7 separate regions of the Mus musculus genome follow, and regions 2, 3, 4, 5, 6 and 7 are each linked to region 1. A link is a loop called in an ENCODE intact Hi-C map of the cell type or tissue named here. Cell type or tissue: left cerebral cortex. All regions are shown on one strand. Region 1 overlaps Gipc2 (GIPC PDZ domain containing family, member 2). Region 2 overlaps Fubp1 (far upstream element (FUSE) binding protein 1). Region 3 holds the start of Fubp1 (far upstream element (FUSE) binding protein 1). Region 4 overlaps Miga1 (mitoguardin 1). Region 5 holds the start of Dnajb4 (DnaJ heat shock protein family (Hsp40) member B4). Region 6 overlaps Fubp1 (far upstream element (FUSE) binding protein 1). Region 7 overlaps Gipc2 (GIPC PDZ domain containing family, member 2).

Region 1 (4,000 bases):
CACTCCCTGGACTCTCTTGACCGCTCAGGTAGCGTTCAGTCCCTTTGTGCCTACTGTTTGCTGAGATCCTGTTCTTTGCCCCTGCCCTCAAGTGTGGCATCATACTCCAGGCTAAGTCCTTCGTGGCATGAAGAACCGGGAGAGTGCCACTTCCTCTTGCTACTGAGGAGCCAAGCCACGTTGCTAATGCTTGTCCTGAGACACAACAGGCTTTCGAATCAGTTTTGTCTACACTGATTTCCCTGGGATTCACATCCTGGCTTTGGAGTGGGACTGGAGACGAACGCTTTTCTTCCTACCAGACAGCTAAGATTGAGTTTGTAGGCTTGCTAAAAATGCCAGCTGATCGTCACTAAAGCAATTCACGTCTGTATGAATGCTGCACTTTAATTTGAGACATAAAAATGTACATTATAGCTGGGCGTGGTGGCGCACGCCTTTAATCCCAGCACTTAGGAGGCAGAGGCAGGCGGATTTCTGAGTTCGAGGCCAGCCTGGTCTACAAAGTGAGTTCCAGGACAGCCAGGGCTATACAGAGAAACCCTGTCTTGAAAAACCAAAAATAAATAAATAAATAAATAAATAAATAAATAAAGTACATTATTTTACAATTCTCGACCTAAAAGGGCTTTTATTCATCATCAGTATCATCATTATTTGTTTTCACTCATCATTAGTCATTATTAGTGTGTATGTTGTATGCAAGGCACATTTATGGAGGGCAGAGGATGTGTTTATTTTGATCCTGTGGATGGGACTCAGGTTACTAGGCTCATGTGGCAAGCATCTTTGTCCTTTAGCTCCTAAAAGGCCTTTTCTTTTCTTTTCACACAAACCAGAATGTGTGAAATCTTCCCTCCCCAGCTTGCTTCATTCCTTCCTTCAGGTCTCATGTAGCCAGGGTTGGCCTTGAACTCAGATCTTCCTGCCTCTGGCTCCTGAGTGTAACTGCCACCACACCTAACTGGACTTCTTTCTTATATAATCACAACGTTAAGGAACACATGTGAGTTCTTTCATTAAAAAGAAGAGCCTGGTTTGTGAAATGACCATGACTGTAATACTTTTTCCAATCTCCTAGGGCCACCCACTTGCCTTCGTTTTTTTTTTTTTCTTCAACTCTTACAAAGTTGCTCCAAAGCACTTAACCTAATTTTTTGGGTAATTATAGCTCCCCGTGTCATCAGCTCGTGTTCTTTAAAATTAAATCACATAATTAGAGTGACAGACATCACAGCTATGAGAAGGTTTGGGAGAAACACAGCTGTCTCTCGGTGACACTCGGTTCACTGCAGAGGCAGCCAGCAGTGATGGGGTGTTCTATGTTCTCAGTGATGGTGGCAGGCAGCTATCCAATGAGAGAGGAGAATCCTTATGTGTGAGTGTAGTGGCCTTACAGGTTGAGGCTGGCTACAGATCTACAGTCTGAACCATGTCCCCTCCTAACTCATCCCCAGAGAAGCCTGTGTCTACCCATTTCTGTGCACTGATGGATTTAGGGCCTGGGTCTGCCTGTCCAGACATGCAGAGGTAGGCTATACTCCAAGTTCGGCCAGACTATCAACGTTCAGAATCTTTAAACATTCCCCAAACATTAACCCTGTCTTCTCCTACACCAGCCTCGCGATGAGAGCCGGATCATCCTGCCTGTTTTCATGTAGGAACAAGTTGACCTGCCCCCGAAACCTCCTCAAATCTTGGAAAAAGCCAGGCTGGGTGACGCCAGTCTGGAGGCTGTCAGAAAGCAGAGCTTAACTTCTGCTTTAGTGCCATCAAGTGGTGGGCTTGGAAGTGACACTCTCTGAGAAGAAGCTGGCTGTCATAAAAACAAATGCTACCAATAAGGAGATTTTGGGGCAGTGACTCTTCGTGACACTCAGTGATGGGCGCAGGCCCTAAGCAGCTAGGGTACCAAGAGTGAGCCCAAGTGTCCGCACGGACTGTGATAGAGACGGTCAGCGTGAGCTCTCCGCTCTGGTTGGGGAGGTGCCGATCTGCGGCGGCGGTCTGTGGGGCGTATATGGGCAAACTGCGTCACAGACGACTGTGAGCCTCCATGTGGTTGCTGGGAATTGAACTCAGGACCTCTGGAAGAGCGGTCAGTGCTCTTAACCGCTGAGCCATCTCTCCAGCCCGTAATTTCCCTTCTAGACTCTGCTGTTGTGGAGAGGAGTGTTGCGGAGACTTGTCCTAGCTTCGTTTCTGTTGCTGTGATAAAATATCCTGGCAGAAAGTGGAGAATGCATTTATTTTAGCTCACAGTTCATGGCTACAGTCTATCATAGCAGGGCAGTGATGGAGACAGGAAATTAGTTCATTTCTCATCTACACTCAATGTGGAAATGCTTATCACCCAGCTCAGGTTCTCGCACTTACATAACCCTGGACTCGAGCTCAGGGACTGGTGCTGCACGCTTTCTGGCTGGGTCTTCTCAGGTCAGTTAACATGTCTACGGGGCCAATCTGCTCTACACAGTCTCTCACTGAGATGGTATCAAATTGACAAGCCACCTCTCACAGATATCCTCTGTAGAGGTGGGCTGATTTCACAGAGGGCTGGACATGCCTTTTAGAAGCTACACACTCCAGCACTAGGGTCCTTCGCTTTGTAAACATGAGGTGCCTACTATTTGTTCAATGACTGCGGAACTGGTTCATTTTCTAGGAGTAGATTGTGTTCACGAGCCTTTAAGCAACAGTGGTTGAAGCATATGCTAATATACACTCGATTAGACACATGTATGTAATACTAGAATAAAACACATGTGTGTTGATTGAGCAGTTCACTGTCTGCTCTGTAGGAAATTTTGTTTTAGAAACAAAGAATGCTGGGTAGATGGCAGGGGGACACTGCGGTGGCGCTGGTGTGTGTGCTGTGTGCTGTTTGTGGCAGAATGAAGTGGAGAGATGTGGGCATGTGTGTGCTGTGTGTTTCCCAGCTCTGTTGGGACGTGGCAAACTTGAGTGTGGCATGTGCACTCATGTGTGTGTTTTGTTCACTTACTGGTACCATACAACTAAGCCTGACTTCCCTGCTTTACGAATGTGACCCTGGGCTGGGAACACTCCCACTGCTGGCCAGTGCCGATGACAGACTGACCTATTCTTTCTCACCGGACACTGTTTTTGAAACTGTGCTCTGAGCAGCTGAGAGTCCTCTCTTCCCCAGGGACATGTAGTAACTGGCAAGGCCGGGGCTGTGAGCTGAGTTTGTAGGTGCAGCCTCACTGTTCTGGAAAGATGCTCAGTCACTGACCAACCTCTGGGCATCATCTCAACACCATTTATGGCATCCTTCCTTCTCGGGTAGGCTGTCTATTCATCCTATGGTAACTTTCAGAGGAGAACTTGGACTTTGGAGATTCTGACCCTAAATTTGGGTTAAAATGAATGTGTGAGATTCTTGATCACACTGACCTAGATACCCAGAAAGAAAACAGAACTTGGCAGAAGATGCACACCGGTCTAGGGCTCTTATCAAGAGCACACCTGCGTGCACCTCTGACGTCTGCACAGACCTCTCTGCTGCTCGAATTCAGCAGTACGTTCTGCAGGTCCTCACTGACTGACTGCAGGCTCAGCTGCTTTCTGGGTGGTCGAGCCCCTGCTACTCTGCCCTAAGCTGCAGCTGCAGAGGGAAAGCAGCCAAAGGGACTTGAACACGTTTGCAGAGGTTATGGGTTGGTAGCCTGTACTTATTTAGATCCTGATTTCTTTTTATTTTTGTCAGTGTGCTATTTTTAAAGGATTGGGCTTAATGGCTTAAATTGAAAAAAGAATCAGGAAATTCACACAAACCTCTGAGTATCCAGTTTCTTTGCCAACAGTGAGTCTGGCTAAGCAGGGCCTTTGTTCCCACAGGGCATGTGTTATTGGAGAGGTCTAGATGGGGCACACCCCTTCCAATTACTCGACCTCCCCTCTCCCTGGGTTGTGTTCCTGCTTAGGATTAATGCCTTGGAAAACCACACTTACTGCATTGCAAAAGAAAAACCAAAGT
Region 2 (4,000 bases), 110 kb before region 1:
AGGTAATTCTTTACAGTACATAGTTGTAGTATAGTGCAAAAACCAGGCTGGTAGTAGCAAGACCATTTAAACAACCATGGTTAGTAACTCTATAGCTTGGCAGCTATCTAACTGTTGAGTTATCCTCTTATTAGAGGCATAAAAGAAGACCAAGAAAGTGCTCTAGCTTGATGAGACTTAATGAACCTAATGAAAACACGGGGTCAGTTGGTGATCTAAGCAAGGGCTGTGTATAACAGTGGTATATCAATGATGAGTAACTGACTTTAAAGTCCATGGTGGTCATTTATTTTGGAATGAATAAGGGTCTGTAGAAAGGTGATATGATTTTATGTCTCTAAGTACAGTTTTCAGTAGCTCTCTTCAGAACTATTATAACAGACATAAATCAGGGTAGTGAAGTAAATGGGGGTGGGGGGAGGACAGTTAACAGTCTCACTACTTAAGGCATTATTCTTCCAACTATTATTTGACTTAGTTTGCTTACACAAAGTCACAACTGAGTCTTCAAAACCTTAGGCCCGAGGATCTAACCTAATGATACCATCATGCACAAGGCCCAACAATTCTCAGGACTGAAAGAGAGTTTTGTTATGACTTCATACATGAATCCAAACACAAACTATAGCTTTAAAATAGGAAATAAAATCTTTCATTACCGTAGTTACCTTGTCCGTTCGTTTGGGTTGTAGCTGGTGCACCGGCAGGAGCTGCAGGTGGGGGTTGTGCCTGCTGCTGGTAATAGTGAGCATAATAAGCAGCCCAAGCTGCCGAGTTTGGATCTGCTCCTGCCTTGGCTACAATGTAAAAACAAAGAGCGGTTTCAAGGTTAATATGTAAACTCTAGAAACCAACCCTTACCTTTTTGGTGATTCCTGACAAATAGGCTCAAAAGTTACCAATAGCGAATGGAAACTTTCAAAATGTTCTAGTATTATCATCATCACTTGGCTTTTAGTTCAGAAACTTCAGCCTCGGGAATTAAGTAATTTCCTAGGTTACAGGTATTAAGTAATTTACTAGTGATCGGTGGAACTGGTATATAAATGGATGATCTTTTGGCTTCCAATCCAATGGTTTGTCTCAGCTCAATCCCGTGTCTTTGCTTTTTTTCCCCCAACAAGTTAAGCTGCCAAGTGCAACAGTTCTGTATAGCAGGCAGTTATGGACTAATTTGTACAAGAAAGAAACAAAGGTTAGATACATGCAGTTTATATTTATTTCAGTCACAATCCTGAAAGTCCTGCTCTATCCTTTTCTAACACCTTTAGGATACTTCAAGCATAGCTTATCATTTGAAAGCTCCTGTACAGTTTTAAGACCATGCCCCATTTAACACAGGCCGTTGGATTTCCAAGCCGTTACCTTTTCTTCCTCCACTTTTCCTGTTTCCGGGCTACATGCTGTGGTCTGGCCGCCCTCCCCAGCTTAGCCATCGTGTCGTGGCGTGTCTGTTTGTGTGTACTGATTCTGGGTGATCTCCCTAGACATGCTCACCTTGTTTTATCTAGACTTTAAAGTCCCACTTCTAGTTATGTGTATCTGTGAACCTGTGTGTATCTACACAAATGTGGGTTACTAAAGAGAACCAGAAGGTGTGAGAGTAACTGGATCTCAACTTGCATCCTCTCAAAGAGCAGGAAGACCTTTATAATAATCACTAAGCTACCTCTCTGACACCCTTCCTCATTTTTTAAAAGAATTATTATTATTTTGTATATGAGTACACTTGAAGCTCTCTTCAGAAACACCAGCAGAGGGCATCAGATCCCATTGCAGATGGTTGTGAACTACCATGTGGTTGCTGGGAATTGAACTCAGACCTCTGGAAGAGCAGTTATTGCTTTTCTTATCCACTGAGCCCTCTCTCCAGCCTTCCTTCCTAATTTTTTTTGAGATAGGATTTCTCTCTGAACCCAGAGCTCCTAGATTTGGTTACAAGAGCAGGCCAGGAAACTTTACGGATCCTTTTTACGAACTTTATTAAAGCGCTTTATTTATTTTTCTTTACAACAGGTGGGAGGGATAGAACTCAGGTTCTAATGCTTATCCCCAGCACTGTGGCTTATCCTTTCTATTAATTCTTTTAGCATCCCCCAATACTCAAGTTTTAGCTGCTGCCCTATTCCCAAGTCACCACAACCAGCATCCTCTGCACTAAGCTCACCTTTGTAACTCAAAAACCAAACCAAAACCCAAACTTTTTTTTTGTGACTTGCAACTAGCAGGTACTAAGAGCTCACTATTCTTTTACATAGGATGAATTCGCATATTATCCATTTAAGATTGAAGATTAAATTCTTGACATCTATATAAATCTCAACCTCACAGCAGCAGTTTCTTGAAAATGCAGACAATAAAATACTGTATACTTCCAAGTCAAATTTAAGCAACATATTGCCGAGTCAGTCTTCCAGGTAATGCTGGAAGTCATATTCACTGACCAGACCTTACAGTGCTAATATCAAACATCACTCATTTGAGCAATCCTATGAAATTGAATTAGCCATATAAAACCTTCAATATAACCTGTTCCAACTCTATTTGATCATGCCACGTCTAAATGCTTGTTAGAAGGAGAAGATTCACTTTTAAAACCCTTACAAAGGAAGTCATAACTGATGCTTCTTGTCTGCCCTGGGAATGCACTCTTTTGCTAATCGACACTCATCTTTCATATTCAGATGCCATCACAATTCAAGTTATTTCTTTTTCTTTTTTTTTCTCTCTCTCTCTTTTTTGAGATAGGATTTTTCCTGTGTGTCCCTGGCTATCCTTGAACATGCTCTGTAGATCAGGCTGTCCTCGAACTCAGAGATCTGCCTGCTTCTGTCTCCTGTGTGCTGGGACTAATGGCGTTCACCACTGCCGCCCGGCTCAAGTTGTTTCTTAAATGAATAGAAGTTGTGGTTATTTGGTGACTGAGAAAAGTTCCTATGAATTTAACATACATTAAAATATTAAAACATTTAACAAATCCAACAAAGCAATTACATCTAAATCAACTTTGATTTGTAAAAAATACACTATGTAGAAATCTATAACTCAGAACACGTTCTCTCAAACTTTTCAAATGAATCAAACTACAGGGGCTGCAAAGTGAAAAAACAAAAGAAAAACAAAGAAAAAAGTCCTATTTCCAAGTTGATTCCTGATCATGATGGAGTAGAAACAAAACCAGTATGGGAAGATATAATGAGAACACCATGCTATAGAAAATCCAGATTATAAGAGAGAAAAATAAATGTACTCTCCTGTTTTGGTAATTAAGGGACCTTAATTTTATCAGCAACAAAATAATTTATACTTATTATTTGAGAACATAGTAGTGTTAAACACATTATTTTATAAATATGAACTACTATGAATAAAGTCACAACATACTAGACAGCAGTGTCATCCTATACTGCAGGGGAAGTGCCTTAAAAGATCGCACATGCAGTAGGTAGTTTAGGACTGTGACCAGCAGTATACAATGAAGCTAACATATTAATAGTAGATTACCCTTTACCTGGGTCAGGAGGAGCCTGTTGCTGCCAATGTGGATACGCATTTCCCCATCCCTGGGGAGCATATGGGGCTGGAGGACCGCTAGGGGTGGGGAACAAAACACAAATACCATTAATAAAAGCCAGCTTTATTTATTTTATGTGTAGGTTTTGCCTCTGCATGTATTGCATGTATGTATATGCAGCTATGTATGCCTAGTGTCGCTGTAAAGATACCCTGGAACCTGTCACGAATGGTTGCGAACCCCCGTGTGGTGCTGGGAAGTGAGCTCAGGTCCCTCTGCAACAGGAACAAGTGCTCTGCACTGCTGAGCCATCGTCATCTCTCCAGCCCCCAATTCCTAGGTCTTTAGGGAAAGCCCAGAACCAAGCAAATGTGGTACTTACTGAGGAGCTGGGCCAGGTGGTCCTGGATTGTAAGGTGCAGGGTTGTATGGTCCCATTGGAGTTCCCGGCCCTGGAGGTCCAGGAGGCCCATGAGGACCTGGAAC
Region 3 (4,000 bases), 99 kb before region 1:
GCTCATGTCTAGCAACTACAACAGAGCCATAAGGGTTTATTTTACCTTACAGGCAAATTCCATAACATACTTTTTTTTTTGAGACAGGTCCCTCTTGGCCGTTTTGACTGGCCTCAAACTCAAGAGACCTGCCAGGCTCTGTCTCTCGAGTGCTGGGACTAAAGTCGAGCACCACCCCACCCGGCAAGGCAACATTATACATTTTTAAGCTACAAAGAAGTCGGGGGCGGGGGCTACTTGAAGACATTGACGTTCAGGTTATTGGGGGGGGGGTGTCAAATGCAAGGACTCTTATCTATCCAACCCTTTTCATCTGGGAAAATGGTTGCCATTCGAGGCAACAGTACGTCCCTACGTAGCACAAAGAGGTTGGAGGCTTCGACTTGGGAAGAGAGAGGCAGATTCAAACTCAAGGCTGGGGAAGAAAGGGCCCGGGGCCATTTGGAGCTGGGGAAAGGATTGGTGGATCGCACGCAGATCCCGCCCCGGGGAGAGCCTCGCTGGTGAACGCCGCGGGGAACGTTAGGCTAATTACGGCGAGGGTGGAGAGCTCGGCGGCGCGGGAAGCGGCGGGGACCGCTAGCCAGGCAGCCGGCCCTCCCTGGCTTGCCCTCGCCGTGACCTGAGCGCCCAGAACCTTCCACGCGCCTGGGTCGGGCGGAACCGGAGCCGAGGGAGCCGGGGCAGGCAGGGCGCACGGGGCGGCGAGGCCGCGCGCGCGGGGCGGAAGTGGAGGCCACGCTCGGGGAGAGCGCGTGGGAGGGGGGGGCGCTTCAGACCACGACAACGGGCTCGGCCTCGAGCCGCTGGGACCCCTCGTGAGAAGACGCCATCTCCTCGGGCGGCAGCCGCGAGTGCGAGCAGGGCCGGACCTGCCCCGCCGGCGGCTCTCGGGGGTCGGGGAGGGGAAGCCGCCGCGCGGTCGGTCCACGCTTACCTGCCGCGCTCTCTGCAGGGCATCTTTGAAAGCGTCGTTAACGACTCCGCCGCCGCCGCCGCCAGCCGAGCCAGACGACGGCGGAGGCACTGTGGAGTAGTCGGCCATACCCACGCTACAGCACACGCTGCCGTTTCCTCGCGGAGGGAGGCGCCGCTCTCGGTTAACTGCTAAGAAAGGAAGAAGATGGCGGCCGTCGAGGCTCTATCACATTCTTGCACGACCATCGTGCCGTAAAGGGGCGGAGACTGGCAGACGGAAATCCCGCGATGTTTCAGCGCTGACGCGCGATTGGCGGGGGGTGAAGAGGGGGTGGAGGGTACAGAGAAGGGACGCCGGGCGAAGAATATCGCGAGACTTGACCGGGCTCCCACGAGAGTAGGGTCTCTCTGGGCGCCTCCTCGCAGCGCGAGTGCGGGCCATTGTTCCCTCGCCTCGGCGGCTGAGGCAGTGGCGCCCGGGAAGTGTGCCGCCCGCGCTTGTAGGGGACTTGGAAAGGCCGTCGCGGATCAGGGAGCTAGCTAGTGTCCTTCCGTGTTTCCGTAGTAAGGGGCCTGACGTCGTCGGGCGGGGACGTCACGCAACAGTGTCGCGCGGCCGCACAGCCCGAGGGCCGCGCGCACGGGGCGTGCGGGGCGTCCGCGGCGACGCTGCGGAACCGTCTGCGGCCCGGCGGCGGGAGCCCACCATGCTCCGGGGCGCCGAGCTGCCTCTGCCCATGTCTCCACCCGGGCCGGTCACAAGCGGGGAGGAACTCAGACCACCGGGCCCTTAGTTCTCGAGCCGATTGCCTACTGAGTCTCTTATGTAAAATAGTGTGGGCGAGCGGATGGTGAAAGTATGACCGCCCTTTGTCCTTTAAAAACGTGAGTGTTGCACATCCAGTATGTAGACACCTAGCGTTGCGTGTCTTTGGCCAGTCTTACCATGTGCCCCTTATGTCACGAACGTGTCATGCTCCTGACACAAACCGGCTTTACTGCGTTTTCCCCACCCCCCCCCCCGCGCCCCTGCGGGTAGTCAGATCAATGTCATGGTCTGAATTTTCATTTCTGGACTAGTTGGCTTTGCAGGCAGTTTCTAATATTTGTCATATATGCCAATAACCACGTTTCTCCAGACCATTCCTGAGCGTGTCTTAGCCATGCTAGCCTAATGCTGGCAATTACTACGGTGAATGAGGGTTCTTGGGCCTTTATTCTGTTTATACTTAGTATGCCACAATGATCCCTGCTCTCAGTTTAGCTAAGAAAAAGGCAAAATGGACTGTCTAATGTATGACGTTTCCCCCCTCTCAGTCTAAGAAGCATTTTTCTTAACACCAATCTTAGAATGAGAGAAATATGTTCCCTTGGCTTTCCGATAGCCGGAAACTATGTGTCCAGTACCCACTATCAGTTACTAAGTCAGGTGCTGGCAGATACAAACAGCATGATTTTCTTAAAACCAGCTCTGTCTTAGCCATTTGATAGCTCAGTTTGACCTGTTTAACCTGTTCATGGATGTCTAGGAATGTCCGTGGATTTAGAAAAACAGTAAAGGTATTGGGCTACAGATTTAATCATAGCAATATGTAGGAAAACTAGCTAATGAGAGTATTTCAGTCGCGTTTTAAGGAAGTTTGCCCAGCAAATAGCATTTACTCATCAGTAATTGATGTTTTTATTCACTAATTAGATTTGTATACTAGTTAGATGTCTGGTTGAAATAATTCAGAGTTTTATTTATTCCCCCTATAACCAATTATCGTTTAGATTTTTTCTAAATATTGAAAGGACCTTCATTTCTCATTTTTTACAACACTGCATACCGGGAAGGTGAGTATTGTAGTATGGAATACTTTGGGATCAGCTTAGACTACGGTTTCTTATCCTCAATGCTGCTGAGAGACTTTGGACTGGGTAATTCTTGGCTGTATGCTTTGCATGGTACAATATCTCCGCAGCATCTTTGGCCACTACTTGCCCTCTCCTAAGCACCACCAATTGTGATAACTGAAAATATCTTCAGGCACTGAGTTCACACCTCTGACTCTTCCTTGATCCCTGCCCCTGCCTTTTCTTGACCGTATTAACTCTTGCCAGTGTATGAAGTCCAGCACTTTTTGACCCTGCTGCTCCAGCCCTGGCCCAATTACTATCACTGTAGTCCCAGATCAAAAGGGAGCACTTTAGTTTTGCTCCTTCTTGTTTATGTTTCACTAACAACAACAAAAAAAATAAAGATAAGGAATTTGTAGAGTTGTCAAGATGGCTCACCAGTTAAGAGCACTGGTACTTTTCCAGAGGACCAGGGTTTAGTTCCTACCACCCACAAGGTACATACATACACATACAAACAAAACACCTGAACATGTAAAATAATCTTTCAAAATTTGAAAAAAGTTGGCCAGGTGATGGTGCTTTGTGCCCTTTAATCCTTATGCTCAGGAGCCAGAGGCAAGTGGATCCCTGAGTTCAAGGACAGCCAGGGCTACACAGAAACCCTGTCTGGAAAAAAAAAAAAAAATTTAAGAACGTTTGTACAGAACTCAAAACTAACATACTCTACGTACAGGGGTATTGTATTAGGGTTCTCTAGAGTCGCAAAATTTACGGTATGTCTCTCTATCCTGAGGAGATTTATTGTGATGACTGACAGTCTGTAGCCCAACTCTCCAACAGTGGGCAGCTGTAAATGCTGTAAATGGAAGACCAAGAATCTAGTAGTTGCTCAGGCTAGTTGTTTGAGCTGGTCTTCTGTAGAAGTAGATTCCAGTGTGCTGGCAAGTAAGTGCAAGTGCAAGCAGATGAAGAAGAGCAAATCTTCTCTCTTCCAATATTCTTACATAGGTCTCCAGCACAAGCTGCACCACCACACCCGGATCTGGGGACTTGTTTTGTCCCCGGCTGACCTTGAACTTACAGATCTTCTTGCCTTAGCCGCCATGCCAAGATCCAAGTCAGAAACTTGTGTCTTCTAGCCTTAAGATCTAGATTACAGGTGAGCCCTCCAATTCTGGATTGTAGTTCATTACAGTATAGTCAAGTTGACAACCCGGAATAGCCATTAGAGATATTATGC
Region 4 (4,000 bases), 190 kb before region 1:
GAATGCATATGGCCGTGTGGAAGGCAGTAATGGCATTGTGTTCTGTGCTCATGCGCGCTAAGCACTGCCCCTTACAAAGCTCCTTCATCCTAACCTCAGAGCTGACGCAGCCCTGCTCCTCGAGCTCCCTCCCTCTGCATCCTGAAGCAGCACCTTGAGGACTGCACAGCTCAGGCCTCCGCGGCTGGTGACTGCTAGAGCACTGTCAGCCAGACGGGAACCCATGGTGACAGGGTTTGATGTTTGTAGTAATTGGTGGGAAATGACATCAGATCGGTGGGGGAGACAGTGATTATGGAAGGCTTTGGAAAAGAGAAATTTGATTAGACATGGCTCTTTTGTTCTAGTTACAAGAAGAGAAGGATTTGTTAGCCATATTAGGCCAGTCCTATAATAGTTACCTGAGTTACCTGAATCAGAGTAAACGGTCTGTGGTAACCCTTAGCATAATACTTGGGCATATTGGAGCATATGAGTTCAATCAGAATTCTCTAAAGAACTTGCAGTTTCTTTGCAGTGTCAAAAAGACACAAAAGCATCTGGGCGTGGCATGGTGACCCACACCTGTAACCCCAACACTTCAAAGACTGAGGCAAGGGAGTCCCTGCAGGTGTGAAGCCAGCCTTATCTCCTGAGTGAATTTAGGTCAGCCCGAGCTACAGAGTAACACCTTGAAGAAAGGGATGAAGAAAGAAATACAAAGAGAAATATGGTTACACCTCTGTCCAATAGAAATTCATCACCACACACACACACACACACACACACACACACACACGCGCACACTCCCTACCCCTGGCCCATCAGGTCTCTGTGAGGCTAGGTGCATCCTCTCCCACCCAGGCCAGCCAAGACAGCCCAGCTAGAACATACCCCACACACAGGCAACAGCCTTTGGGACAAACCCCATTGCAGGTGTTTAGGACCCACTTGAAGCCCGAGGTGCACATCTGCTACTTATCGTGGGGAGGCCGGGGTCCAGCCTATGCATGCTCTTTGGTTCGTGGTTCAGTCTCTGAGAGTCCCAAGGGTCCAGGTTAGTGGACTATTGGTCTTCCTGTGGAGTCCCTATCCCTTCGGGGCCCACAGTCCTTCCTCCTGTTCTTCCATAAGAGTCCCCAAGCTCCATCCACTAGTTGTGAGTCAGTATCTGGCTGAGTCAGCTGCTGGGTGAAGCCTCTCAGAGGACAGCCATGCTAGACTCCTTCCTGTTTGCAGACATAACAGAGTGTCATTAACAGTGTCAGGGATTGGTGCTTGTTCGTGGGATGGATCAGTCACAAGAGGCAGATGGAGGGAGGGACCTGCGTGGGTGAGGGGTTGGAGAGGGGATAGGGGGGTTCAGGGTCAGATGTGGGGAGGGACAGGAGGGATGGCCAGATGGCCGTGAGAATGAATGGAGATCTGCAAATGATGGGGTGAGGAGGTCAGGGGCATCTCCAGGAAGAGGCAGAGACCTGGGATAAGGTAGGCAGCCAAGAATCCATGGGGATGTCCTTAACTGTGACACACAGCATTGGGGATATGGAACCTGAAGAGGCCACCGCCTGTAGCCAGGCAGGACCCCCAATGGAACAATAGGAATACCAAGCCCCGCACAAAATTTTCATCCCAAAATTTATCTTGTCTACAAGAAATGCAGGGTTGGGGAATGGAGCAGAGACTGGGGGAACAGCCAACTTTTGTCTGTTTTTAACCTTTTTTTTTTTTTCTGTTGTTTGGTGGTGGTGTTAAGACAGGTTTTTGTGTAGGTCAGGCTGGCTGCAAATGTCCTATGTAGCTGAGGATCACCCTGAACTCTGCTCCTGGTGCCTCTGCCTCCCAGACGCTGGCGTGACGGGCGTGCACTGTCGTACCCAGAAGTCTGGTGCTTTGCATGAGTGAGGTCGTGTGTTCAGCTCTTCCCTTAACATGTTATGATGTTTATCTGATTCCTTGCTTAAAGCAACAATTCATATTTGTTGTATAATATTTCATTTTGTAAGTTCACAGAACTTCGCCTGCCTCTGCCTCCTAAGTGCTGGAATTAAAGGTGTGCATCACCACCCCAGCTTAAGCTTTTTCTTAATTTTTATTTCATGTATATGGGTGCTGTATGCGCGTCTGTGTACCTTATGTGTACAGTACCTTCAGAGGCCAGAAGAGGGTGCCAGATCTTGTGCTGGATAGTTTTATGCCAACTTAACACAATCTAAAATCATCTGAAAGGAGGGAACTTTAATTACGAAGATGTCTCCATAAGATCAGGCTGTAGGCAAGCCTGAACGCTGTTTCTTAATTAGTGATTGATGGGGAAGGGCCCAGGCCATTATGGGTGGGTCCAACCCTGGGCTCGTAGTCCTGAGTGCTGTAAGAAAGCTGGTAGAGCAAGCATAGAGAGCAAGCCAAGTGGCATGAGGCCCTCCGTGGCCTCGGCATCCACTCCCCCCTCCCTCCAAGTTCCTGTTCTGTTAGAGTTCTGTCCTAACTCCCTTCGGTAGTAGACTATGATGTGGAAGTGTGAGCCATGCAGACCCTCTCCTCCCCAAGCTGCTTTGGTTATGGTTTTCCATCTTAGCAACCAAAGCCATCTGCTACAGAGAATGTCATAGGCAGTTTCTGATCTACTAAGATGAAAGCTTTGGCTTTCCAGCTCGTTCTCCTTGTGCTTTGTAGGGTAATCAAGACTTGAGACTCTCTTGAAAGAATGTTGTGAATTTTAATGGGGTGTGTGAAAACAGTGAGTTTGGGGTACTGCCCAGGCTTTCTTCTCTATACTTTTTATTGGCTCACCCAAGAAGCAGATGTGTTATTTCTTTTCATCATCATTAAACTGCCATTCGGGAATTATAGCAGTTACTGAAACAAGAGGCGTGGTCTCTGATTCTTCTGCTGTGGAGAAACCCGTTAGAGATGAACGCAGAGTCACCCATGAATTTTTGGTAATGCATGAAGGATAGAAACGAAAGCATTTCCCTTTAGTGTCACTTAACCCAGAGCAAGCCCATGTTTGAATTCTCTACTTCCTCTGCTTTCTCCTCGACTTTGTCGTGTGCCTGTTTTGTGTGTCTGACTCTGTGCCTGTCCAAATGCTGACTTGTGAGCCAGTCATGGTATATGTGTGTCTATCTGTGTGTATGTCTGTCTCAAGTGTATGTCCCTAAAAGGGGAGCTTTGCTCTATAGTTATTGAACAGCAGAGAATACACCACACGGGGAAGGAATGGGATTCTTGATAGAAATCTTTAACAGAGTTTACAAGAGATGAAGTCACTCATTCCAGCTGACCCCATATGTCACGGGTATTTATTTATAAGACTGCTTTCGTGTGTGTGTGTGTGTGTGTGTGCCTGTGCTTGCATGTGTGTGTGTGTACACTTGTGTGTGTGTGTTTATTTTAAAATGTGCTATCTGTACTGAAAAGAAAATTATGGGAATTTCCCCCATAATTGAGTGGCCAAAGATACCAATATGCCAGTTAGGAAACTGTTTCTAAAAGTGTAAAGCAGCGGACCCGGCTCAGTGTGGACAGCGCTTACTGCTCTCCCAGCCGACGTGGCTCAGTGTGGACAATGCTTACTGCTCTCCCAGCTGACCCGGCTCAGTGTGGACAATGCTTACTGCTCTCCTAGAGGACTTGGGTGTGATACACACACACATACACACTTGGTGGCTCAAACCGCTGGTAACTTCATTTCCTGAAAGTGTATATCATCTTCTAGCCTTTATGGGAATCTACATGCATATAGTTAGGAGGCAGAGACAGGTGGATCTCTGAGTTTGAGCCCAGCCTGGTCTACAGAGTGAGTTCCAGGACAGCCAGGGCTACAGAGAGAGAGAAACCCTGTCTTGAAAAACCAAAAAAAAAAAAAAAAAAAAAAAAAAGAAAGAAAAGAAAGAAATGTACTCAGGCACACACATAAAGAAAATCAGTAATAACATAAAATTTTAAGTATAGGACAATTGTTTTATTTTCTAGTTTGGTGGAATACTATAAATTTCTGAGCTTTTAATTTTCCTTT
Region 5 (4,000 bases), 83 kb before region 1:
TCTACCTCAGTCCTTGAGTGCTGGGATTCCAGTGTGAACCATCACAACAGCTAAGAGTTTTTTGTTAAGTAGAAATGAAAATCAAGTTAGAGAAAGATGGTGTCAGTTGGACGATGTGTTCTACTTGTAGGTATGGGGTGTAAGTGCTGTCTTCTGTACAGACCACTCTTGTACGGTTATTAAAGCATAGCATCCCGAGTAAGAACATTGAGTAAAGTGCTAGGAGCAAAATCAGTGACTTTCAGAGTTTTAATTACCTCTGGCCCATCCACCTGTCATTAAAATAGAGTAGCATTTGACTTCAACATACTATTATGCACAAAAACTTTGTTGCTGTTAACATTGATAAAATAATCACATTTAAGCTTTTTGATATACATAAAAATAAATTTATGCTTTTCTGAGTCCTGAATTATTGCATGATACAGCAGGCTAGATACTTGTAATAAAACAAGGAGAATTCGAGCTTCATGTTAATAGAAGAATTCAATTTTTAAATGCAGTTAATTTACTAATTGTAGTTTCTCTTCTCTTCATAGTCTCTCTCAAGTCTACCCCCTACACCTGTATTAGCAGGTAGATATTTATAGGTGAGTGTGATGGCATATGCACTTTCAGAGTCGCACTCTCATGATGACTGCTGATGTTAACTTCCCCATGGTCTTTGGGACATGGAATGTGAAAAAGAAATGTTTGATCCTGATCCTTTCTCTGTGATAACTCCAGCTTGTGTCAAGTTGACACACAAAGCCAGCTGGTACAGATTGAAAACCCACAAAAGAGATAAAAGATGAGTTATTTACATTCAAAATATTTCTCATCTATTCAAGATACATTTTTAAAGAAGGAAAGCATCAGATAACATATAAATGTAAAATGATTAAAACTGTTGATTTAAAAAATTACAACAAATCGCAACAAATGTTTTTTAAAGGTATGAAATATACTAATATTACAAGGGAATACTAAAAAGATAGGGAGAAAACCCCCCCCCACTTGTTTCAAAAAAATCTTTGTCAACAAGTAAATACTTAAAATTAGGGGAAATGTGTTTTGAAGGAACTTGTTACCTAACTGCCTCTCCTAACTAATCCATCCAGGCCGTAAACTGGTCCCGGGTGACAGTTACACTGACCTGAGCGTGCTGGAATCTGATCCTCTCTCCCCTACATTCCCTGCAGTATAAAGACCCCCTCAGAATGGGCTTTTCCGTTTCATTGTGATAAGGAATGGTTTATTAAGTATTATCCCCCCTCCAAAAAAAAGAACCCCTAGTTAAAACCATTCTTAAGTCACCTATTTATGTTAAAATACTGCTTTTCAATGTTATAACAGTCCTTTTACCATGTGACATTTTATATAGTGGCTCCCTCACTTTTCAGATCGATAGACCCCAGAAATTTTGAAAATGACCCAAATTATTTGAAGATTTTAAATGTAAACACCTCATATTTTAGTTCTGCACATTTTATAGCTAGGTAACTTGAAATTGAAGTTAGAATACCTACTGTAAGTTGAGGGCTTTTCTGACTGTATAATCAGTTTAACATGGGATGCCTAATGGCTATAATTATTTCTGTTGCCTTTTTACCTCTAATGGAGTAAATGTATATGTAGTTGCGGCATTCTGTGCTGGTTTGCTAAATCCACAGGAAATAAAAGGGTACAGCTAGGACGAAGGAAAGGGAATAGTTAATCGTGGAGGAGGAGAGGCACAGCTCAGTACTTTGCCTAGAGGCCGCTGGGAAAGTGACGTCCTGTAGCGTTCGTTCGTTCGCTGTTCTAGAAAGTACAGAGACACGTAGTTGAAGTGGGAGGGTCTAGCTGAGGCCGTCTCCGTGCGGTGTCTATTTATCTGTAAGTGAGCTGCCGGGGAGGAATTAAATAGAGACGCTGCCTGCTGCCTCTGGACAGCTGAGCCGAGTTGCTGATTTGCTTTAACTTGTAAGATACCCAGCTTGCTTTATTTTCTCAGGATCATTGTGTTGCTAAGCCTGGGGACGCTGTTTTCTTTTACAAAGGGAAATCTAAGTTCATTTCAAGGCATTCGAAATGGGGAAAGACTATTATCACATTTTGGGAATTGACAAAGGAGCTACAGATGAAGATGTTAAAAAGGCTTACCGAAAGCAAGCCCTCAAATTTCACCCGGACAAGAACAAATCTCCTCAAGCAGAGGAAAAATTTAAAGAGGTCGCAGAAGCGTATGAAGTACTGAGTGATCCTAAAAAGAGAGAAATATATGATCAGTTTGGCGAAGAAGGTAAGCTGCATATTTCTGTACCTTTGGCAGTGTCTGAATCGTAGCTTTTTTTTTTCTCTCTCTCTCAGCCTTCTGGTTATCGTTACATGAGAACATCAGACATACTAAAATAAAAAGAAAAATAACAGGTTAAAACTAAGGTTTAATCCTTGATTATTTGAATGAGCTATGAATGAAATGTCATGTTTGTCTTTGTGGGTTTTTTTCTTAGAATATTGTATTATTCATATTCTCCTGTTAGACTTATTGTTTTAGCATTTTATATTTTAAAAGAAACCTTAAATTCTCATGCCTGTGAATGAATTGTTTAAAAGTCTTATGCAACCTGTTTTGTTTTTAATGATTTTATTGCCAGAATTAATAGAATCTTCAGTCACTTAAAATTTTAAGATCGGCAATTCAAATTCTGGGCCATTTATGTTTTATTTAGAAAAACAAGAAGTTTTTTGTCCTTTTAGAGCGACGCTAGTTGAAACTGAACAAGACGGAGTGGTGTGTCGTAGAAGCAGAAGGCACAGGCATTTAGCTTCTAGTTGTTTTTGGCAATCTGCCTAGAGAGGAAAGAATTTCCCTGATGTCATAAAATACCAGAACAAGTTTTTAGCTTAATTATAAACAGTTAATATTGTGCCAGGAGAACAAGATCTCTCTCTCTCTCTCTCTCTCTTTCTCCCTCCCTCTCTTCCTCCCCCCCCCCCCCCGCCCTCCCGCCCTCCCTCTCCTTCTCTAACCCAAAATGGCCACCTAGTTGGAACAATGACTGAGTTTGTTTTAGTTAACTATTTCTTTTGGAAATTTTACTATGTGGCTGAAGAGGAAGCATGACAGCTGCCCTTTCCCTCAGCCATACTTTTTTTCTTGCCTTCTGAGATCAGGACTCAGTGAGCTCAGTAGCCTTTGAGAATCTCCTTTTACCATTCCGAATTTTGTCCAGCATCTCCATAAATGTCCATAAATGTCGTAAATGTGGCCATAAAGTAGGAGTTTGAAATTGTCAGTCAGCAGCAGCGGCAACCATGCATTAGTTCACGTGAGTTCTGGGGTTTTCAAGTGTTAAAACAGACTAAAGTTCTTTTGCATTATTCTTCCCCTAATGTCTTTTAAGTCACGGTGGCTATGGAAACATACTGTTTTCCCCTTGTTTATAGCATTTAAACACCAGATTTCCCTAATTAGAAGTCCTTCAAACAGGGCCATGCATTAAGCAAACTAAACCGACAACTCAGAGCAGTGGTGGGCCCTTTTCCTCCTGCTTTAATTTTGGGTCAGTCCCAAGCATGCTGCTGCCTGTGGTTGTAATTCGTGCAAATCCACAGTGTCAAGTTCTTACAAAGTGAGTGAGTAATTACAAGAAGCAAGATGTGGATAGTTGAGGCTGTCTGTTCCCCATGGTCACACAGTTGAGAATGCCGTGGTGTGACCTCTCAGGAGCGAGCAGGCTCTTGAGACAGTGCCAGTACTCTGGCCACTCTTGAGTAGGTGGAGTGGTGTGTGAGTTCCCACAAAGCCACTTGTGTAAACGCAGGTTATTTGGCTCCATCTTATGGAGTGCTCAAGTGCACCTCTGTGTTAAGCCGTAGGATTCAGGCTCATTAATCGTGTTTGACTTCAGAGTTTTCAAGTATACCAGCTGGTACTCTTAATTCTTTACGTTTTCTCTTGGCAGTGCTTTTTAGAGTAACTCACTCCCCAAATTATCTTTCTTTTCTTTTTCTTTTTCTTTTTCTTTTTCTTTTT
Region 6 (4,000 bases), 120 kb before region 1:
TGGTGGCTTCTTGCATGATTTGCAAATCCCTGGGGGGAAGAAAATTTATTTTTAAAATCAAAGGCATTACAAAAATAGCACTCAGATGCCAGAAAACATTATTAGAAAAACTGAGTCCCCAAACACAACACGATATTTCATGTAGTTATACTTTACCAAGTAAAACATATTCATTCCCAAACAGACAAACATGCAGAAAACATGGTTGGAGTGGAAAACAAAAACAAAAACAAAACAAAAAAAATAGCAAATGTTTTCTACCTGAGGTGCTGGAGGATGCTGCGGCATCCCCTGGGGACTTGTCTGGGCATAATACGCTGCTTGCTGTCTATAGTACTCAGCCCAGGCTGCACTATAATCCGGCTGACCACCTGGTGGGGCCCCAGCAGGAGCAGGAACTGCTTGACCTTCAGGAAAACAGAGAACTTTATTGCTGCTATAATTACAAATCTCACAGTAACTCTTCTCTAGTAAACACAGCATCTTGCCTTTTTAATACTTCTTCCAAGCCTTTTAATAACCTCGTGTCTGCCCTTGTGACCTAAAACACCCCCTCAACTTTAATACAAAAATGTATGTACCATTAAGTACAGCTTATAATGCAAGGCACAGAGGGGCAATAGCTCTTGTTTTTATCTCAACACAGGGTTTCACTTATGTAGCACAGGTGGCTCAAAACTTGTTATCCTCTTGGCAACTTCCCACGTGCTAGGATTATCTGTGCCTCATTGCCCCTTCAGTTTCTGTTTATCTTAAATATGCCTTAGACAAGGGAGGGAGGATGAGGGGGGAAAGTGCAGCACACAAGAAACGGCAAAGATACTCTTTTCACTTCAATCACAAGTTTCAGTCTCTTAGTTCAGCTTGATTAGTAAAAGACAAAATGACCCAAACTCACATACCTTTAAACAAAGGGGAAAATTCAGATATAATCTTTGACAAGGAAAGAAGAAACGCTTTGTTTTTTTTTTTTGCTAACTGAGAAAGGGTCTCACTATCCAGGGCTGACCTCATCCTTGGAGATCTACCTGCTTCTGCCTCCTGAGCACTAGGACTAAATGCGTATATGTGCCACCATACCTAGCTCACCACTCTTCTATCCATTTGGGTCACTATATTACTAGTCTTAAACTACAGAGAAGTACTGAAAGATATTTATGACACACACAATGAAGCAAAAGACATACTGAGTTTATATCACAGCTTTACTAAAAATAACCTGGCAGCTGAAATAAAGTTCAATGAAAGATGTAAAACTCAGCTTTTTTTTTTTAAAGATTTATTTATTTATTATATGTAAGTACACTGTAGCTGTCTTCAGACACTCCAGAAGAGGGTGTCAGATCTTGTTACAGATGGTTGTTGTGAGCCACCATGTGGTTGCTGGGATTTGAACTCCGGACCTTCGGACGAGCAGTAGGGTGCTCTTACCCACTGAGCGATCTCACCAGCCCAAAACTCAGCGTTTATTAGTAATTTTGTTTTAAGTGACCATTCTGAGTTATCAAATGATAAAAATCGAATTCTAGAAATACTTAATGAATTTTGTAAACAAGCAAGTTAACTGCAAATGAGTTTCTTTTTCTTTTTTTTCGAGACAGGGTTTCTCTGTATAGCCCTGGCTGTCCTGGAACTCACTTTGCAGACCAGGCTGGCCTCGAACTCAGAAATCTGCCTGCCTTTGCCTTCTTCTATCCCTCTGTACCTTATTCCCCTGCTCCTTTTACTGAATCCACAGTTGGCTAGCAAGCTCCTGCAACTGCTTCCCAACATGCAACAGTCATGATTGGCTTTTAAGATAGGTAGTGGGATTTGAACCCAGGTCATTAAGCACTCTTACCCATCTATCTCCTGAGCTTCTATTCTGAACCTTTTGCTTTAAGGTCTCTTAATTCATGATTATACTAAAAAATATATCAAGGACCATACTTTCAGAAAAAAATTGTAGTTAAATGTTTTACAGGGAAAAATGATTTTTATAACTATCATATAATTAAAAATACTAATTCAATGATTAATTAAATTACCTAAAACAGTATCTTTCAAGATCTATATGACAGGGAATTGTTCAGTTAGTCTTTTTTTGCTCACAGGATTAAGATCTTCAACATAATTACAAAAAAGCACAAATGAAGAAAATGAGTCTCCAAATAGTTATCCTGCACGATGCTGCTGTCTGTGTGTGTCTGTCTCTATGTATGCCAACTGATTGATCGGTAGACATAACAACCAAGAACAGGAATTCGGGCTGGGAGACGGCTCAGCGAGTAAGAGTACTACTCTTCTCAAGGTCCTGAGTTCAAATCCTAGCAACCACATGGTAGCTCACAACCACCCATAGTGAGATATGATGCCCTCTTCTGGTATGTCTGAAGTCAGCAACGGTGTACTTATTTATGACAGTAAATAAATCTTTGGGTCGGATTGAGCAGAGTTCTTAAAATTCAATTTCCAACAACCATATGAAGGCTCACAACCATCTGTACAGCTACAGTGCATTCATATACATAAAATAAATAAATCTCTAATAATAATAATAATAATTAGAAGAAGAGGAATTCACAGAACTGTGTGCTGGAAAGTGCTAGAATATTAAAAACTAAAACCTAATTGAGTTAAAATACCTACTCTCAAAAGTCCTAGTCAATATACTTTTTAAGAATACAGAATGCAAAATATCTATAAAACTTATTTGAAGTCATGTAAACAAATAACATGACATAATCGAGCACAGACAAATACCTTACTCTGTCTTAATTACGTAGTCCAGTTACCAGGTTTCTACCCAATCAACACTCACACAGTAAAAACAAACAATGGAGTTAGCGCACTTTCACCTTGGCATGCTCAGCTTCTTATAAACAAGTAGCACTATTTCAGCACGGCTACCACGGAATGATTAATACATTTCCATCTACTCTCAAAAATATCACAGTTCAGAGAAGAAATTATGTAAGCATTCTAATTACACACAATATTGTTTTAAGGTTTCAAGTTTCTTCCCCCCAGGCCCCAAACAGGGTTTCTCTGTGTAGCCCTGGCTGTCCTGGATGGAACTCACTCTGTAGACCAGGCTGTCCTCGAACTCAGAAATCTGCCTGCCTCTGCCCACCAAGTGCTGGGATTAAAGGTGTGTGCCACCACGCCCGGCAGGTTTCAAGTTTCTAGTGCTAAGGTCCATCTGTTAGAACCTGCCTGCGATCAGTGAGGTTAAGAAAAGTTATCAGCCCATCTGTTCACTGCAGAAGTTTGTTATCACATTTCCCCAAACAGTTGTTCTGAAAGGAACTTTGTCGAAAGCTGTATCACCGACAAGAAATACATTAACACAATCACTATGGTTATGTTAAGAATTACGTTCAATAGTTGTCAAAATCTTTTTAAAAGGTCACCCTTTTTTCCTTTTCAATGCATGCAAATGTTTAGAAATGTAAAGCAATGTCACTGTGGGCTAATTTTATGCTTATTTTGCAGTAAAGCCAGTGATACAACTACTTTGCTGGCCTAAAATTTAATCTCATTCCATTTAGACCACTACACAAAAGTACAGTAATAAAGCCATATATTATTACCTAGTAAGGAAATGCCAGGTTTTAATTATTAACTTGCTGACAATTGTATTTCTCTGCCATAAGCACAATTATAAGAATTTCTTGAATTGCTCTTAATATGTCTTAACTTCCAGTCAATTTCAGGATGTCACCTTTCCTGTTTATTATTATTTTTGTTTTTCAAGATGGGGTTTCTCTGTCTAAGAGTCCCAAGTGTCCTGGAACTTGCTTTGTAGACAAGGCTGGCCTCAAACTCGGAGATCTACCTTCCTCTACCTTCCAAGTACTGGGATTAAAGGCAGGTATCACCACTGCCTAGCTTGTTTAATATAAACTTTAACATTATAAAAACATACGGATGAGTTACCTCAAGTATTCTTTTTTAAAAACAAGCAAATGTTTTGTTACTCATCTCTAGCTTTGTAATGTGTATTTACTTCCGTTTAGTT
Region 7 (4,000 bases), 48 kb before region 1:
AAAGAAAGAAAGAGAGAGAGGAAGAGAGAGAGAAAGAAAGGGGGAGATAGAGGAAAATAAAAGAAAGAAAAGGAAAGGAAAGGAAAGACAAGACAAGACAAGACAAGACAAGACAAGACAAACAGAAACAACAACAAGCACACCTTGGGGATTCTGTCCCCTCCTCTGTTCTTGGGTGAGGGCTATGGTGATATACACTTGTGTTTTGAGATGTTAGTGTATATATATAAAAGAAAAAAAATCTCCTCCCTAAAGAGAGTAGACAGGGACTGCAGAAGCCTCCTGACTCTGGAGAAGTGGCTGCAGGGACAGAAGTAGCATTGTACCAAGAGCTCCACTCTCTCAAGAGGAAGAAGGCTGAGGTCAGGTGAGGAGGCAGGTGCAAGCGAACTCCCAGGGACTCCTGCGTCCCCAGCTGTGCCAGGCAGACAGGGTAGGGTGTGGTCTCTGCTCACTGGGTTCGGTTGCAGTTTACAGTTGGACCAAGTGTGCCTCTGAGAAGTTAAGCTGCTTTCCCAGAACCCATGGGATCGTCAGAGCCAAGACTTGACTTGAGTTTCCTGGTTCTAACTGGCTGCACAGAAGCTAGGAGGTTCTTAGTAAAACAGTTCTTTCAGACAGGCTTTCATTATGAAGCCCTGGCTGATCTGGAACTCACTATGTAGACTAGGCTAGCCTTGAACTCACAAACATCTATCTGTCTGCCTATGCCTCCTGAGTACCAGGATTAAATATGTGCGTCACCACAACCTGTCAGGAAAACTTTAAGAATGTCTACTTATTGAATTTTTATGTGTATAAGTGTGAGCCTACACGTATGTGTGTGTACCACCTGCATGCAGTGCCCTTGAAGGTCAGGAGAAACATCAGATTGCCTGGAGCTGTAGTTATGAATGCTTGTGAGCTGTCACAGGGCTGCTCAGAACTGATCCTAGATCCTCTGCAAGAGCAGCTAGTGCTCCTACCCACGGAGTCATTCCTCCAGCCAAGAAAACCTTGTTTTGCTCTGTTTTTGGAGACAGGGTTTCTCTGTGTAACCCTGGCTGTCCTAGAACTAGCTCTGTAGGCCAGACTGGCCTGGAACTCAGAGATCCTCTTGCCTCTGCCTCCTGAGTGCTGGGATTAATGACCCACACCAAGAAAAACCCCTTTAGCCAAACGCTTCTCAATTCCAACACACATTAAAAAATATGTATTTCTTTTGTCCCCCAAACGTGTTGTATTAGTCATTAAAAAATGCAAATCAAAACTACAATGAGATCCATTTACCAAATTCAGGATTGCTCTCATGAAATAAAACAAATAGCAGGCCTGGCAGGATGGCTCAGTGGTAAAGCCCTTGCCTGACAAACCTAGTGACCTGGAACCATACGGAGGGAGAAGGGGAGAATCGGCTTCCGCAAATTGTCCTCTACCCTACACATGTGCCGCTGGTATCCCGGAAGTTACCTTATCATACACTCATGCAGCAACAGCAACTGCAACAACAGACAGACCCAAACAGAGCAGTGCTGTGCAGGGAATAGAGGGGGGACAGGAATCCTGCATACTGCTGAGGGGAATTAAGTTAGTGCAGCTACTATGAAGTTACCATAAATGTTCCAAAAAAAAAAAAATGCCATAGAGTCAAACTGTATAGCTTCTCTGCAATTGCTCAAAGGACTTTCAATTAGCATGTCATAGAGGGACCTACACAGCCATGTTTATTGATGCACTGTTTAAAGCTGAGTCATGGAATCAGCTTGGGTGTCTGTCAGCTTGTGGAAAGACAGAGAACATTTTATATATGCACACACACATCTATGTATATATGTATATACATAAACATATATGCACACACATATATGTATATACATGTACATATACATATATGCCATATACCTATACATATATGCACAGACACACTCAATGGAGCTGTATTCAGCTGTAAAGAATGAGGAACAAATATGGTCAAAGTTCATGATATATTTGAAAATATCTCTACAAAACCCAGTCCAATGCACAGTGAACATACATAAAGACAGCTGCTGCTGCTGGGAAGTGACTCCTTGGGTTCTAGCTGTTTCGTGGTCCCTGGAGGAAGAAGTGAATGGAGCCTGTGAATTGTTTCAGATTTGCTACTGATGTTGGCTGGGTGCAGACTATTGTGATCAGTACATGGAAACAGATGGCAATTATGCAAAAAGCCTCTGTCGGATGCTTTCGTCCCCAAATAACTAACTGAGCAATTCAGCGGAGGGAGGGAGGGAGAGAGGAGGGACAGGGAGGGGGGAGGGGGAGGGAGGGAGGGAGGGAGGGAGAGAGAGAGAGAGAGAGAGAGAGAGAGAGAGAGAGAGAGAGAGAGAGGAGAGAATCTGGTTAATTCATCACACAAATGAAAGATGTCTCTTTAGAAAACCGAATAGCGATTTTTAAAATTTTTTTTTGAATGTGTGGAAGTGGATGGTGTGTGTATGGTATTTGTGTGGGAGTGGTCTATGTGTGTGTGTGTGTCGTATATATGTGTATATGGTGTATATGTTTGGTTCATACCCATGAGTGTGTGTGTACATGCACATAATACTCGAATACAGGGGACCAGATGCCTTCCTCTTCTCTCTGTCTTACTGCTTTGAGATAGAGCCTCTCACTAAATATGACCCTTCTCATTGCAGCTAGGCCAATTGGCCAGTGGACTCTTGGACTCTGCCTGTCTTTGTCCCACAATATTGGGCTCACAGGCATGCAGAGTCAGACTCAGGGTTTTACATGTGTGTTGGTCTTTGAACTCAGGTCTTCACCCTTGTATAAGCTCCTTAACCACTCAGCCAACCCCTAAAGTATTTTTAAAAGTATTCAGATTATATAAAAGAGTTGAGTCATTGTGCCTGGAGCTCGTGAGCTCTTGATCATCGTTATACATTTTGTTGAAGAGGCGTTTTGAATATTTACCTCTTTTAACTGTTCAGCAAGGAGCTGACGGCTGGATATGGTTATAAATCCTTACTGTGAGGAATGAAGGCTGGAGCAGGCCGTACATTTGAATGTGGCTAGAAGCTGGTATATCCAGAAACCAGAAACTTAAGACTCAGTTTCTTTACAGGGCTCAGAAGTTATTTCTGTGGTCTTGACTATACTGGCCAGTGATTTTTCCTCACCAGAAGTGCTTGTAGCCAGGGTGTTTCAGACTTCTAAGAAAAAAAAAAACAAAAAAAAACTTTGTAATACTTGTAAACACACAATGAAAAGTCCTGGGATGGAATCAGGTGTGGGATTTTCTGCTTGTATCATGTTGATGCTCAGAGTTTCAGATTTGGGAATATTCTGGATTAGAGCTATACAACCTTTATCAGTTTGTATCGTTAGGTACCGAACAGCTCATCGAATGAGTGGGTGAACCATTTGGTGGTTCCTTCTCTCTTGACATATCTCACAAGTGTTTGGGATGGAGGTCTCTCTGCTGCACAGGCGTGCCTCTAACTCTTGGCTTCAGACATTCGGGCCTTTTGAGTAGTTAGGATCATGTGCTGTGTCATCATGTCTAGCCAGAAAAATACATTTAAAAATGTGATTTTAACATTTCAAACTCTCAGCCAGGCAGTGGTGGTACATGCCTTTAATCCCAGCACTTGGGAGGCAGAGGCACGTGTGATCGCTGAGTTCGAGGACAACCTGGTGTACAGACTGAATCCACAGAGAAACCCTGTCTCAAAAAACAAAAACAAACAAACAAAACTGAAGCTCTCAATCTCAAAATATTCAATTATTTATTTTAAAGGGAAAAGAACCTATGTTCTTTTCGGCGTCTACTCCCATCTCTGGAGCCTGCTCCCATCTTCCACTTTGTTGAAGAAGGGTCTCTCGTGTTTCCAACGCTGCACCAAGTGCTCCAGGCGTCCAGCCTACTGCCCCGCCTCAGCTCTCATCTGACCGTATGAGCGCTGGGTTTACAGATATGCACCACTGCATCCAACTCGTGATTCTGTGGCTTCCAGAGACGGGGCTCTCGGATCAACAGGTC

Evidence for each region. Peaks named below come from ENCODE experiments on the same cell type or tissue, not always from the same donor. Only the 100,000 strongest peaks of a DNase experiment are listed, where the experiment ranks them.
Region 2: it touches region 1 in a loop (5-fold over the local background); 24 of 42 quality-filtered maps call a loop at or near these places.
Region 3: a loop joins it to region 1, with 6 times the contacts of the local background. A loop is called at or near these places in 28 of 42 quality-filtered maps.
Region 4: it touches region 1 in a loop (2.8-fold over the local background); 13 of 42 quality-filtered maps call a loop at or near these places.
Region 5: a loop joins it to region 1, with 4 times the contacts of the local background. A loop is called at or near these places in 23 of 42 quality-filtered maps.
Region 6: it touches region 1 in a loop (4-fold over the local background); 12 of 42 quality-filtered maps call a loop at or near these places.
Region 7: a loop joins it to region 1, with 2.8 times the contacts of the local background. A loop is called at or near these places in 6 of 42 quality-filtered maps.

The regions. Positions count from the first base shown.
Region 1 is chr3:152,109,010-152,113,009 of GRCm38, reverse strand. All of the region lies in intron 3 of Gipc2 (GIPC PDZ domain containing family, member 2), which reads left to right. Among named protein-coding and RNA genes, the nearest start is that of Gm40179, 3.9 kb to the right of the region's middle. In left cerebral cortex, a CTCF peak has its summit at 1,775 (motif pointing left); DNase peaks (open chromatin) are centred at 1,422 and 1,770; H3K4me3 peaks cover 605 bases; H3K27ac peaks cover 614 bases.
Region 2 is chr3:152,222,877-152,226,876 of GRCm38, reverse strand. Fubp1 (far upstream element (FUSE) binding protein 1) reads right to left here. Exons shown (of 20, transcript NM_057172.4): 15 at 3,897-4,000; 16 at 3,512-3,591; 17 at 660-797. Among named protein-coding and RNA genes, the nearest start is that of Fubp1, 14 kb to the right of the region's middle. In left cerebral cortex, a CTCF peak has its summit at 1,745 (motif pointing right); no DNase peak of the experiment used is centred here.
Region 3 is chr3:152,207,638-152,211,637 of GRCm38, reverse strand. Fubp1 (far upstream element (FUSE) binding protein 1) reads right to left here and starts at 1,216. Exons shown (of 20, transcript NM_057172.4): 1 at 938-1,216. The coding sequence starts at 1,045. Gm40180 (a long non-coding RNA gene) reads right to left here. Exons shown (of 3, transcript XR_867759.3): 3 at 2,750-4,000. It also overlaps a transcript of Dnajb4 not described here. In left cerebral cortex, a CTCF peak has its summit at 1,735; DNase peaks (open chromatin) are centred at 552, 1,274 and 1,756; H3K4me3 peaks cover 2,840 bases; H3K27ac peaks cover 2,183 bases.
Region 4 is chr3:152,299,294-152,303,293 of GRCm38, reverse strand. The region is part of intron 7 of Miga1 (mitoguardin 1); the gene reads left to right. Among named protein-coding and RNA genes, the nearest start is that of Gm31999, 35 kb to the right of the region's middle. RefSeq lists an enhancer at 1-171. In left cerebral cortex, a CTCF peak has its summit at 2,134 (motif pointing right); no DNase peak of the experiment used is centred here.
Region 5 is chr3:152,191,640-152,195,639 of GRCm38, reverse strand. It overlaps Dnajb4 (DnaJ heat shock protein family (Hsp40) member B4), which reads left to right and starts at 1,795. Exons shown (of 3, transcript NM_025926.5): 1 at 1,795-2,263. The coding sequence starts at 2,053. In left cerebral cortex, a CTCF peak has its summit at 1,692; DNase peaks (open chromatin) are centred at 1,801, 2,831 and 3,703; H3K4me3 peaks cover 2,627 bases; H3K27ac peaks cover 2,292 bases.
Region 6 is chr3:152,228,284-152,232,283 of GRCm38, reverse strand. Fubp1 (far upstream element (FUSE) binding protein 1) reads right to left here. Exons shown (of 20, transcript NM_057172.4): 19 at 262-407. Among named protein-coding and RNA genes, the nearest start is that of Fubp1, 20 kb to the right of the region's middle. In left cerebral cortex, a CTCF peak has its summit at 2,367 (motif pointing left); no DNase peak of the experiment used is centred here.
Region 7 is chr3:152,157,241-152,161,240 of GRCm38, reverse strand. The region is part of intron 1 of Gipc2 (GIPC PDZ domain containing family, member 2); the gene reads left to right. Among named protein-coding and RNA genes, the nearest start is that of Gipc2, 6.7 kb to the left of the region's middle. In left cerebral cortex, no CTCF peak of the experiment used is centred here; DNase peaks (open chromatin) are centred at 2,141 and 2,847; H3K27ac peaks cover 325 bases.